Linked DNA regions of Homo sapiens: region 1 is linked to region 2. The links are chromatin contacts, found by Hi-C or POLR2A ChIA-PET in ENCODE. All regions are on one chromosome and are shown on one strand. The core of a region is the stretch at or near the end of the contact, and the rest is flanking DNA. Distances in the headings are between cores, read along the strand shown.

What was found. Hi-C counts contacts between places; a loop is a spot of excess contacts on that map. ChIA-PET counts read pairs that join two places held with the same protein, here RNA polymerase II (POLR2A). Pooled maps may share reads with other maps.
Region 1: a map with no recorded cell type shows a loop between it and region 2 (2.2-fold over the local background). The contact joins the promoter of MYO1E here to the enhancer-like site in region 2. A Hi-C loop is called at or near these places in 12 of 168 maps with a recorded cell type or tissue (B cell, Calu3, GM12878 and 8 more), 2 of 37 single-sample maps with no recorded cell type and 10 of 50 pooled maps. POLR2A ChIA-PET finds 5 or more read pairs at or near these places in 15 of 52 experiments (A549, AG04449, AG04450 and 11 more).

Annotation. Positions count from the first base shown.
Region 1 is chr15:59,370,892-59,378,166 of GRCh38, forward strand. It overlaps MYO1E (myosin IE), which reads right to left and starts at 1,980. Exons shown (of 28, transcript NM_004998.4): 1 at 1,607-1,980. The coding sequence starts at 1,609. RefSeq lists a silencer at 925-1,244 and enhancers at 1,260-1,763, 1,764-2,268.
Region 2 is chr15:59,325,630-59,332,102 of GRCh38, forward strand. All of the region lies in intron 1 of MYO1E (myosin IE), which reads right to left. Among named protein-coding and RNA genes, the nearest start is that of MYO1E, 44 kb to the right of the region's middle. RefSeq lists enhancers at 2,192-2,541, 2,953-3,454. Within about 2 kb of position 4,167, at least 7 of the 41 ENCODE cell types and tissues checked have a DNase peak (open chromatin) inside an H3K27ac peak, as active enhancers do; they include B cell, GM12878, HCT116 and 1 more, where a contact is called at or near this core.

The DNA of each region.
Region 1 (7,275 bases), core at 730-3,229, 43 kb after region 2:
AGTACCAGGACTATCACACTGCTTCAAGGGACCAGGTGCCCAGTGAGGTAGCTTCACCCAAACACATGCCCAATGGGAATGGTTCTCTGCTGGGGTGAGGGAAGGGGTCCAAAAGTAACGTAGAGTAGACTGACTTCTTAAACCTTAAAACTAGAAGAGGAAATGTATAGACAAAGTGTTCTCTTAGATGGGGCAAAAGTGACTTAATTTTGGACTATGTAAAAAGAAAAGGCTTTGGCCGAGGATGCCTTGAAAGGTTTCTCGTTGATGTTTGTTTGTAATCATTCTTTGGAATAAACAGCACGGGGCAAGGGGGCTTCTGAGCTTTGTGTGCAGGTTTCGATGGGCCTCTGCTGCACTTCCCTCAGGCTGCTCACCGGGATATCGATTTTTTAATTAGTGTTGTGCTGGTTATCATTTTGACTTGGCTTCTCTTCCACAGCCATTAGAAAACAACAGCAAACCAGAAGAGGACGAGATAATCCACCTAAGCAGGACTACTTGAAAAGAAGCAAGTGTGGAAACTATGAAGCCTTGTAATAGATTTTTTTTTTTTTGATGAACTGCCGATCTCTTCAAAATAGAGTCCTTGCTTTCGTGCCCCGCAAAGAAAAGTACACCACGCCAAAGCCCAAGGGAGGTGGCTAAGGTTATACAGGGAGGGAGGGGAGTGTAGCTGGACTGGGGAGTTGGAATAGCAGAAAAGTCACAAGTCAAAGAGGCGGCCCCTTCCACACATTCCCAAAGTGCCAAAGGGAAAACAGCAACAAACTCGAAACTCGCGAGGGCGTCTTCCCGTGCGAAGCGTCCCCTGGATCCCCGAAAAGCCCCGATCCCCTCGCGCTTGGGAAGGGGTGGGGTCCTCTTCAGGAGGTGTTTACTTGGCGTCCGGGGCGCGGAGACCCTCGGGGCCGGCGCCCGGCACAGGTCCGGGGCGGCGTGGTTGCCGCCCGCGCCCGAGTCTCCCTGGCTCTTGACAGCCCGCCGGCCGCCAGGTGCTCGCCCTACCTGGCGCCCCCGCCTGCCTTTGTGCGGCCCGCGCCGCCCCTCGCCAAGGCGGGCCAGGGACCGCCCCCGCCCGCGTGCCGCTGCCAGGCGGGACAGCTGCGGGCGCTGCCGGGCAGCGGAGCGGCGGCGGGGAGGAGAGGGAGTCGGCGCGAGGGTGCCCGGGGCGGGGCGGGCACGGCCGCGGGGAGGGCAGGGGACGCCGCCAGCGGCTGCGGCGCGAGTCTCCGAGCACCTCCCCTGCCGGCTGCGCCCCCCACGTCCCAGCAGGAGGAGGGGACCCCCTCCCGCGCCGTGCCCCTCGCAGCCGATGCGCCCACACCCTGGCTTCCGACAGCTGGCAGCCATAGCAACCCGGCCACAGAAAGTTTCGCGACGCAGAAACCGACTTGGAATAAAGTTTTCCTTGGCCCCTCGCTCGCTCTCCCCCGGCCCGGGTTTACGGAAAGCGGCAGGAAATCAGAGCTCGCGACGTGCCGGCTCCCGCGTCCACCTTCTCCACCCCTGGCCCCGGCAGCGCGCCCAAGGTGGGTGCACCACGCCGGGGTTTCCTGCCCCGTCCCCGGGTCCGGCGTCCTAGGACGCGGCGCGGCCAACTCACCATGGTGACTCGCGCCGCGGTCGCGTCTTCGCCGGGTCCCGCTGCCGGGGAACTGGGGCTGGAACGCAGTCTTCTGGGCGAACTTCAAAAGTTGGTTCCCCTCGCCAAAAACAGGCTCCCGACACCCAAGCACTCACAGGAGCCAATGGGAACCCAGAGGGGACTCCATCCAGGCGGGATTGGCGGTGCTAGGTGAGGGCGAGACGGCGGCGACTTAGCAGGCGGGGCGCATGCTGCGGAGGGCAAGAGTCCACTCGTACTCGCCGGTCGCCGCCGGCCCAGGTGAGTCCGATGCGCTCGGAGCGTCCGCCTCGCTCCCCTGCCTCACTCCTCTTTCTTCGGCCACTTAATCCGTACTCCTCTGGCTGAGTCTCGGCTCGGGCCGGGCAATCTGTCCATAAATGGAGAACTCAGCTCAGGCCTGACCAATCAGGGTTTGTTTTCGTAGCGTCACTCCTCAGGGAAACCGTAGTAGCCAACAAGCTTGGAGCTGCTGGAGTTTCCAAAGATCTCTGGATCCTGTAGTCCTCCTCCCGCGCCAGCCACCGAAGAACGCTGCGGACCCAGCTCGCTCCTGGTAGCAAGACCCGAACTGTAAGGAACAAAACCCTCGTGAAAGAGGAGCAAACCTTTCACTTCGCTGCGTTTTAAGACGAAAGTTAGGGTGGGTTTCGCTTCCAAGTTGAAGGGGCATGATTTTCCCAGAACTTTTTTTTAAGAAGGAAATATTTTATCAGCATAAAACATCAGAGTCGTGGCAGCAGCCCAAAGGAAATCCTTTTTCTTTCCTACGTCTGGATTGTGAGCAAAGTCAAAAATATCATTTCCCCACCCCTCCTTTTACCTGAATTTCCTTGGAAAACAAAGGAAGACTTCCGGCTGCTTTTTCTTTTCTTTTTTCTGTTTTTCTTTTCTTTCTCTTTCCTTTCTTTCTTGTTTCTTTTTTGCACGTTTTGATGGCAGAAAAGTTGTTGCACGTGCAGTGGGCAGAGGGAAGGAGAGAGGAGAGATAGGTGGGAAGAAACCCCATCCAACCTCAGCCAACACATCTGCTGAAAACAATCAGAACTGTAAAAATGCATTATTCCAGACTGTCGAATATCCAAGGAGAAGATTGGGGTGGGGCGGGGTGGGGGGAAGCAGAATCTTAAAATCAAGGTAGGGAGTTTGATTTTATTGTTCTGGAGGCTGAGGAAGTAAATTTGGTGAGTCTTAACAGGCTGCCTTCCTGGAATCTGTAGAAGATAAAATTGGTAAACTTCAGGGCATAGAGAAACTATGAAGCATAATGATATTATGATACTTTCTGAAATTTGGTTGAGGCAGGGCGCTGTGGCTCACGCCTACAATCCCAGCACTTTGGGAGGCTGAGGTTGGTGGATCACGTGAGGTCAGGAGTTTGAGACCAGCCTGGCCACCAACACGGTGAAACCCCTTCTCTACTAAAAATACAAAAATTAGCCCGGCATGGTTATACATGCCTGTAATCTCAGCTACTCGGGAGGCTGAGGCACGAGAATCGTTTAAACAGGGGAGGCGGAGGTCGCAGGGAGCCGGGATCGTTCCACTCTACTCCAGCCTGGGCGACAGAGCAAGATTCTGTCAAAAAAAAAAAGAAGGAAAGAAAGAAAGAGAGAGAGAGAGAAGAAAGGAAGAAAGGAAAAAGAAATTTGGTTGTAGCTCTTCACTTGACTATCTGAGCATAGAGTTAGAAAGGGTATTAAACTTTATCTTGTCTAAAAGGGTAAACAAAATGTTACAACATGGATGAATCTCGAAAATATCGTGTTAAGCCAGGAGCAAAAGACCACATATTATATAATTCCATTTAAATGAAAGTTGAGGATAGGGAAATCTATAGAGATAAAAAGTAGGTTAGTGGTTTGCTAGGGGCTGGGGGAGAGGGGAGATGGAAGTAATTGCTAACAGGTATGCATTTTCCTATTGAAGTGATGAAAATATTCTGGAATTAGTGGTGATGATTGTACAAGTTTATGAATATACTAAAAACCACTGTGTTATGCTTTTTAAATGGGTGAGTCTTATGGTACGTTCATTATATCTCACTTTTAAAAGTTGAAAGAAAATCATATTGTCCAAATTCTTGTAGTAATCATTTACATAGTTTGGCAACAATATAATCGAATGTGTGTTATAAGACAGCACAGCTAAACACTGGAGCTACAACTGGTCCCTGCCCTCACTGAGCTTACAATTTTAGGATGGGGAAAACAAACGATAAATTTTTAGAAAGAATAAATACAGGAAAGAAGCAAGCATAATGAAATGCGACAGTAGTTTTGTGCAAGGAACTGCCATATTTGGAGCTATAGTTTAGGGCAGGAAATTCATCTGACATAGTTATGTAGTATGAATTGGAAAGAAAACAGCATGCCATCTGTACTAGGCATTGCCTAGGTACACACAGACATGATAAAGTCTCAGATAAGTCTGACTCCATATCTCATAGGGAAATATCAGCTTCAGAATATTATTAGGTCAGCCAAGCTCAGTGGCTCATGCCTACAGTGCTAGCGCTTTAGGAGGCCAAGATGGTAGGATTGCCTGAAGCCAGGCATTCAAGACCAGCCTGGGCATCATAGCAAGACTCTGTCTCTATCAACAAATTATAATAATAAAAATTAGCTGGGCATTATAGTGCATGCCTGTAGTCCCAGCTACTTGGGAGGCTGAGGCAGGAAGATCATGTGAGGCCGGGAATTCGAGGCTGTAGTGAGCTTTGATCGTGCCACTGCACTCCAGCCTGGGCAACAGAGTGAAGCCCTGTCTCAAAACAACAACAACAACAACAACAACAACAAAACCTATCAGGAATTTTAGGAGTGTATGAACAGAGGTTACCAAGACGGAAGTGTCAGCTTACCAGTAACACAAGAAACACTACCTAAGACACCATCCCATCCATGGTCAACCCTCATTAGTAGTCAGATTGACATGGGCTTTGAGATGTACAGACAAAGGCATAGTTTGTTTCCCAAGATTAGCCCAGGTATACAATGAAACACTGAAAATCTCTTAATAAGCCATTGACAGTCGACTGACAATTGATCAGTCTTGGATTTATCAAAAACTACCTTGAGACTATTAGTCCATTATATCATCATTTCTGATTTTTTAAAAAAATGTTTTAGCGTTTACTTTTATTGCCCTAATAATCTATAATCTCTTCCAAGTTTCAAGAGGTACATCTAACTGTAGTAGGCAGGACTTTGATGAAGATGTATGCTTGTGTTCATTTTTTATAATATATATGAGATTTTATATGTACATATGATTTATATATGATTATATATCATTTTATAATATATATGAGCATGAGATTATTATAAAGTCATATATATATATAAAAGCAGTTTTTGCCGGGCGTGGTGGCTCACGCCTGTAATCCCAGCACTTTGGGAGGCCGAGGCGGGTGCATCACGAGGTCAGGAGATCAAGACCATCCTGGGTAACATGGTGAAACCCCGTCTCTACTAAAAAAAAAAAAAAAATACAAAAAATTAGCCAGGCATGGTGGCTGGTGACTGTAGTCCCAGCTACTCGGGAGGCTGAGGCAGGAGAATGGCGTGAACCCAGGAGGCGGAGCTTGCAATGAGCCAAGATCACACCACTGCACTCCAGCCTAGGAGACAGAGCGAGACTCTGTCTCAAAAAAAAAAAGGAACATTTTCCCAATTCTGATTTCCATCTGTTTTTCAGAGGATTCAGTAATATATTGCCAAATATTTATTCTTTCTTTTTTTTTTTTTTTTGAGACGGAGTCTTGCTCTGTCACCCACGCTGGAGTGCGGTGGCGCAATCTCGGCTCACTGCAACCTCTGCCTTCCGGGTTCAAGCTATTCTCTGCTTCAGCCTCCCAAGTAGCTGGAATGACAGGCACCCGCCACCACACCCAGCTAATTTTTGTATTTTTAGTAGAGATGGGGTTTCACCATCTTGGCCAGGCTTGTCTTGAACTGCTGACCTCGTGATCCACCCACCTCGGCCTCCCAAAGTGCTGGGATTACAGGTGTGAGCCACCGTGCCCGGCCTTCTTTCTTTTTTTGAGATGCTCTGTCACCTACACTGGAGTGCAGTGGCTCTATCTCGGCTCACTGCAACCTCTTGCCTCCTGAGTTCAAGTGATTCTCCTGCCTCAGCCTCCAGAGTAGCTAGGAATACAGGCGCCCACCACCACACCTGGTTAATTTTTGTATTTTTAGTAGAGATGAGTTTTCGCCATGTTGACCAGGCTGGTCTCTCAAAGTCCTGATCTCAAATGATCTGCCTACCTCAGCCCCCTAAAGTGCTGGGATTATAGACTTCAGCCACTGAGCCCAGCCAGATATTTATTCTTATTCAAGACCATAGTAGCAGTGAAGTGGAAGCAACTTTTAAAATTGTAAAACTCATTCTAGACACATGATGGAGCTAGTCAGATAAGGCTTTGTAAATACCTTGGCATGATTAATTGCATTTTTTCTGGGGCTGAATGAAAAGGAACAAATAAAAAAATCAAAATGAATACAAAGTAAAATTTTCTGTATAAATCTATCAGTGAACTAAATCATTGTTTATGCATTTTGGAAAGCAGCAAGAAAATAATATCGAGCAATAAAACTAGTTTCCCTGTCAATACCATAAAAAATCATTCAGAATGCACTCACAACACTAAAGTTAATTAATGTGGGGCTGGTGCGGTGGCTCACGCCTGTAATCCCACCACTTTGGGAGGCTGAGGCAGGTAGATCACCTGAAGTCAGGAGTTGGAGAGCAGCCTGGCCAAACATGGTGAAACCCTGTCTCTACTAAAAATACAAAAAAAAATTAGCTGGCTGTGGTGGCAGGCACCTGTAATCCCAGCTACTCGATAGGCTGAGGCAGGAGAATCTCTTGAACCCCGGAGGCGGAGATTGCAGTGAGCCGAGATCAGGCCAGTGCGGGCCAGCCTGGGCAAAAAGAGTGAGATTCCGTCTCAAAAAAAAAAAAAAAGAAAAGAAAAGAAAATTTGGCTGGGCACAGTGGCTCACACCTGTAATCCCAGGACTTTGGGAGGCCAAGGCAGGTGGATCACCCGAGGTCAGGAGTTTGAGACCAGCCTGACCAATATGGTGAAACCCCGTCTCTACTAAAAATACAAAAGTTAGCCAGGCATGGTGTCCTGCACCTGTAGTCCCAACTGTAGTAGAGGCTGAGACAGGAGAATTGTTTGAACCCGGGAGGCGGAGGTTGCAGTGAGCCAAGATCCTGCCACCGCACTCCAGCCTGGGTGGCAGAGCGAGACTCCATCTCCAAAAAAAAAAGAAAATTTGTCAATGGGAAAATTAGAAACCTTTAACAAGACACTAATGAAAGAGAGACTTGTATCATATCAGTGTGAAATGTCCTCTACAATCACTATTTTTATCATAACATACATCATGTATTAGGTTCACTAGCTATTAGCTACTGAGCTAAGTGCTTAATGTGCAATATCTTATGTAATCTTCCATACGACCCTGTTAGCTCCATTTGCAGTTAAGAAACTAAGTTGAGAAGACTTAAAGTAATTTGACCAAGCTATTACTCAGCTATCCTGCATCAAATACATACATTTGTCTGGCTCTGAAGCCTACACTATTACCCTTTAAGCAGTGATTGCGTAATAGAAATGTCCATCAGAAGAAATT
Region 2 (6,473 bases), core at 2,917-5,416:
ACTAAGATTTTTAAAAATTAATTTAGCATTTCTTCATTATCTTTTTAAAATTAAATTAGTTAAGATTAAACCATTAATTCCTCCATCCACTGGCCCAGGCTGGGGGAATACTGCTGTGCTTGGTGAGCACAGGAGCAGGTGTCCATTTCCATGGCATCTGTAGTGCTCAATGTCAGCCCACGCAAGTCCTTGAGCTCTCAATATCTGTTTTTCAGTGTCTGACCTGTCAAATGCGGGACATGGATTGACTCCCACAGACCCTTCCAGCTCTAACCCCCATGGCCTATAATCAGGGCTGTCCAGTGAATCAGAATGTGGAGGCATCAAGAATCTTCCCAAAGCACAAAAAGCAACAGCTACGACATTTAAAGTAATGGGAATAGGAAGAGGGAAGTCACCACACATTCTTCATGATCCTGAATTCTTTAAACACCAAAACTCTCATTAAACTCAAAGGTTCAGTTCCTCTTCCATTTGAGTACATTTGTATTATCAGATGCTTAAAGGAAAAACAAAACAGAAAAAAAAAAAACCCAGACAGCTATGTATTTCCCTGAAGACACAAATAATTCACACTTCTCTGGAAAAGCGCACAGTAGAATTGGGTGGGACGGGCATGGTGGCTCACGCCCGTAATTCCAGCACTTTGGGAGGCCGAGGCAGGCAGAAGACGAGGTCAGGAGATCGAGACCATCCTGGCCAACATGGTGAAACCCCATCTGTACTAAAATACAAAAAAAAAAATTAGCCAGGTGTGGTGGAGCATGCCTATAATCCCAGCTACTCAGGAGGCTGAGGCACGGGAATTGCTTGAACCTGGGAGGTGGAGGCTGCAGTGAGCCGAGACTGCGCCACTGCACTCCAGCCTGGCGACAGAGCAAGACTCCATCTCAAAAAAAGGATTATTTGGGTGGTCAGTCTGAACCCATTTTTCAATTTAAAATCACAAGATGTTTTTCAATGTCGTATCGACACGTGATAACTGTTGATTTTTTAATTATTATTTTGAGCCTAAATGTCTCCTAACCAAGAGATTTACATTTTCATGATTTTACCATTCCATTTTTGTCTATGAACCTTGCTTTTGTGTTAAAATATGTACTGCTACTTGCATAATTTATAGCTATGCTTTAATTAAAGATGATGTATTCCTACATAAATTCTTCCCTTTGTCAATATGGTAAAAAGGACATTGGAAACACAACTCGAAAGCGACCTGTTCAGAGTCTACCTCTTATGGGCTGAGTGACCAAGACCTGCCCCCTGCCCCCGACTCTACTGTATGTAAAAAGGTTTTATAAAACAGCAAGTCAGGGAACCACTCAGGGAACAGTGGGGAGAATGTAGGACAATCCTGAGCACCAGGCTTCAGGCAATCAGGCACCTGCACCCAGAGGAACTGGAACCTAGGTGGGGCTTTTCGGGTGGGGTCGCAGTAGGGAAAGAGAACTGAAGAGGTAATGATACCATCTCCCTTTATGGGTAAGGCGTTTTCTCACTTGACTCTTCCACAGAGTGCACACCTCCATGCAGGAGTCTCCCATGTAATCCTCCACCTTGTGTGGACCCAAGACTTTGCTTTCTATTCCCATGGACCCACCAGTGCAGCCGTGGCTCACCGCTGGGCACTGCTAGCCTTGATGCCTGCTTACATCTCCATATACCTGCTTTTTAAAAGGCACTTTGTACATTTTTCTTTTTTTTTTTTTATTTCAGAGATGGGGTCTCACTCTATCACCCAGGCTGGAGTGCAGTGCCAGCCTCGACCTCCCAGGCTCAAGCAATCCTCTCACTTCAGCCTCCTGAGTAGCTGGGACCACAAGTGTGCATCACCACATCTGGCTATTTTTATTATTATTATTATTTATAGACATGGGGTCTCCCTATGTTTCCCAGGCTTGTCTCAAACTCCTGGCCTTAAGCAATTCTCCTTCCTCTGCCTCCAAAAGTATTGGGATTGCAGGTATGAGCCAGCACGCCCAGCCATTTATTTACTTTTTAAACATCACTGTTAAGTGGACAGTGCAGGAGGGTATAGTGGGATGGCAGAGAGACCAGTTAGGAATATCCTAAATCATCCTGACCGAGAATTGCCTCTCCAGCTCGCTGAATTAGGAGGGCAGCTATAGAGTGGGGCAAAGCTGTCAGATTCGATGTATTTTTATAAGCAGAAATAACAAGATGTGCTGACAACTTGTACATGAAGGGGCTGAGGGATGGAGTGAAGTTAAGGAAAGGCCAGGGTGGACTGCCATTTCCAGACATGTCTTGGGAAGGGCTGAAACTTCTCATCAGTGGGCAAAGGAACGTTTGCCACATTGACACCCTCTCCATCCCCAGCACTTCGGAAGCTGTGTTAAAAGAGGAGATGGTGGGCCCAACAGCCTGGGCAGAAGTGTGGAGGCTTACCCTGCTAAAAGGAGGAAGTGGAGGAAAACACAAAGCTCCATGGTGGGGGGGTTCCCCCTCTCAAAGGAGATGGGGCTGGGTGGCAGAGGTGTCAGCAGAGGGTGAGAGAAAGTTCACCCTGACAGATTAACTGGGCAGCAAACGGGCTTGCAAAATGTGGCCTTTGCTCAAACCAAAGGTAGAATGTGAGAGTGGAGTAGTACATTTTCTTGCACTGGGGAAGTGACCTTCTGCTTAGTCCCGTCTACCTCCCAGAGTGTGGACCAGAAGAGAGATTCTGCAGGAGGAAAGAGAACTTGATCCATTGCCAGGCTCAAACCTTCAAGACTTCTGAAAAGGAACCCACCTTCATTGGGGTGGCAAATTGACCAGACAATGAACTTTCTGGCCCCTCTCCCAATACACGCTTGGTACTGGGAGAGGGGCCAAAAAGTTCATTTTTACAACCTCTATGAAACCCCAGTTGTGTTGTTGGTATCTCTTCATTTCATGAGACATAAATTCATAAATTAGTATTACTATACTTAGTATTTTATAATGACCAGTTATAGAAACTTAAAGGACATACACAACTCCAGCTGTGCAGAGATGACCCTGATCAGAATACAGATGTTTTGATCAACCTGCTACACATAGCTGTTCTGTGTGGAGGGGACCTCATCAGCCCTCAATATATTGGGCAATCTGTAGAAGACTCTGGTGTGGAGCATGCAAGGCCTATAGAGTTAAGCATTTAGGGCATGTGAAAAATCTAAGACACTGGTAAGTGAGTAGGTCCCAGGGCTACTTCTACCCATACGTTTGAGAAAACTAAGGCAGGGGTGTGTTACCCTCTTAGACTCTGTGGGAGGGCATTATCATCACAATTTACAGACAAGGAAACTAGTTCAGAGAGGTTAAGAAACTTTGCCCACAGCTAATCAGGACAGGGTTAGAATTTGAACTCAGCATCCTATCAATGACACCATAGCTGCTTCACGAAGATGACTGTTATCAACAGAAGGTACGGAGGACTCAAAATGGGTAATGTAAGTAATAATGAGAATATTATTCATGACAACAGTAACAATTAACATTGACTGAATGCTTACTGTTAATTTAACAAATGTGTGTTGAGCTCCTCACTATATGCCAGACACTGCTGGAGGCACTGGGAAGACAGCTCCTCCATGGAGCTTACAATCTAGTAAAGACTCATGCCAAGTCCCATGAATTATTCCTCTTAATCCTCAAGCAACACTATGACGTAGATACTGTTCTAACCTATATTCAGTGTGAGAGTCAGAGTGGTTAAAGGACTTACCTAACGTGCCATAGCTAGAAAGTGGTGTCGAGCTGGGGCCAGAGATCCTGAGAATCTTATGATCAATCCAGTTCATTAGGTACCCAATAGCAATCCTAAATGTGCATTGTTGGAGGAAAATGGACCAACGACTCAGAATGTAAACATTTCGGGTAGCCCCAAACCAAAAGAGATTTGACATCCATTCAAAAACTGCAGGAATACTCTAAAGAACATTCTAGGACCTCTGAAAATCACAGGGTGGTGAGCAGCCCACCCAAACTTTCCCACAGTCTAGTGTGCCTTCCAAGTTCATGGTCTCATATGACTCCATATGAAAACTGCCAGCCGTCAAATGCTGGACAGGCCAACTTCCTGAATAACCACCACTTTTTGATTCTCTCCTAAGGTCTTTAAAAGAGCAAACCACAGCTATTCTCACTTCCCAGAACCCTTTGCTGATTACAGCGTGAGATCAAATCCCCATGGACAGGGCGGACTGGTATTTCAAACATGAAACACTGGAATGCAGATTAATAATTTACCAATGACTGTAAACGAATATTATTCATGGAGGGAAAAAACTTCTCTCTTTTAAATGGGAACCCAGTCAGATTATCTCAGTACTTTAAGAAGCAAACTGCAAAATACCTTCTTAGAATTCAATATTTATTAACGCTGATGCTTTATTTTTTAAGAATTAACCATTCCCAGCTTCAATATTCTGCTTCAGCATAAAGTTCACTTTATTCTGCATGTGGATTTCTGTATTCTCTGCCCAGATAAATTAATACATATTCCAGAGTCTGGGGCCACGGTCAATGAAAAACCACAGCAAATTCCTAAGCAGTAAGAGATATTCCACATGGCTTGAAATGGCTGAAGGAGAATTTTTTTAAGGTTAAGAATCAAAGTGCTGTAATTGAAGATCTTAAAATCAAGCAGCAAGGCATTCTCAAGGTACCTAATGTTGACTTCAAGGATCATTTAAGGTAAACTTCCCTCTCCTCATCCTTCCTTGCTCACCCTCGAATCCAGTTTCCAGCTTTAAGAGTGGAACATTGCTGACATTAGGTCGGTGATGTTAACTTAAATTGGCAATGCAATGTAAAAAGTGGCAGGCAAAGTACGTATAACTCAATTACTTGAAAAAGTAAATATCCCCAAATATTCCCAAGGTCTGTTGTCAGGTTTTTGCCTAAGTCAATCTATAGGTACATGGCACAGGGAGGTACTGTAATAATAGTCTTTTGTAGGTAAATTTCTAAGCAAACTGCTTTAAAAAGCTATCCTTGATTCAACTTGCAGGTATTTACAATAGCACCCTCCATTCCATTTAATATTATAAGTGCACCTGTCCCACCTTTATGAAAATCATGTAGAACAGGAGTCAGCAAACTACAGCCCGTGAGCCAAATCTGGCTCAATGATTATTTTTAATTTTTATTTATTTGTGTTGGTTTTTTGAGACCGAGTCTTGCTCTGTCACCTAGGCTGAAGTGCAGTGGTGCAATCATGGCTCACTGCAACTTTGACCTCCCAACCTCAGACGATCCTCCTGCCTCAGCCCCTGCAGGTAGCTGGGACCACAGGCATGCACCATCACGCCCAGCTAACTTTTTAAAAATCTGCGGAGATGGAGTCTCCCTACGTTGCCCATGCTGCTCTCGAACTCCTGGGCTCAAGCAATCCTCCTGTGTCGTCCTCCCACAGTGCTGAGATTACAGGTGTGAGCCACGACGCCCAGTCTGATTGTTTTTGTAAACCAAGTTTTATTAGAAGACAGCCACGTGATTTCATGCTACAATGGCAGAGTTGAGTAGCTGTGACAGAGACTGTATGGTCCACAAAGCCTAAAATATTTACTATCTAGCCTTTTACAGAAGAATTTTGCTAAACCGATGTAGGATCAATGAGGAAAACCTTGAAAGATGTGACAGCAGCCTTGCTCAGTCCACAGGTGGACTCACTATATTATGGACACAGTAAGTGACAGGGCTTTTAAATCACAAGCACCTTCCTTTTCCAACCCCCATCTACAACTGGGGAAACATCTCTGAACTAAGGGAAGAGCACTGATATGAGAAATCAGAGGTCAGCAACATATCAGAAAAGAAACAACTGAGAACCAAGAAACTGCCCCATATTTCAGATGAGATGGGAGAGGTAGAACAATATATACAAACGGCAAGAAAAAGATCAGATAGACTCTCCTCTCCTAGAGATCGCAATCAACTTGATTATCAACACCAGCCCCAAATTGTTTTTTATTACAAAGGTATGTAGACACAGCACTCTACCACTCCAAAAATACTAAGATGGAAAGAAATGAATCCCAAATTTTCAACAACTTATATCCCTTCCACCATCTAAATTTCATTAGGTTAACAGGTCAGTAGCACATCTTTAAAAAGTATAAATAACTCTGTTAAAGTAATACCTGTCAGTCATTTTCACCTTGATGAAAATTATTAATGTTTCAATCAAATTTTCTTTTCTGTTTATATGTAGCTAGTTCTGGCTCTACAATTCTATAATTTCATGGTTTGATTTCACTGCATGCAGCTCTCTTTTATTATTGCAGGGCAAGGGTGATATTCAAAAGAGATGAAAGGAAACAAAGACTAATTTCACAGTAAGGGTAACGTGAGGCTACTACAAGTGGAATGAAGCCCAACGGCTCTCTTCTTTAGCCTGAAATCTAGGTTCTAGATAAAAATTGGGATGCGTATAAATTAAATTTAAAAGCAAAAGTATCCTACCATGTTGCAGTAACTTAGCT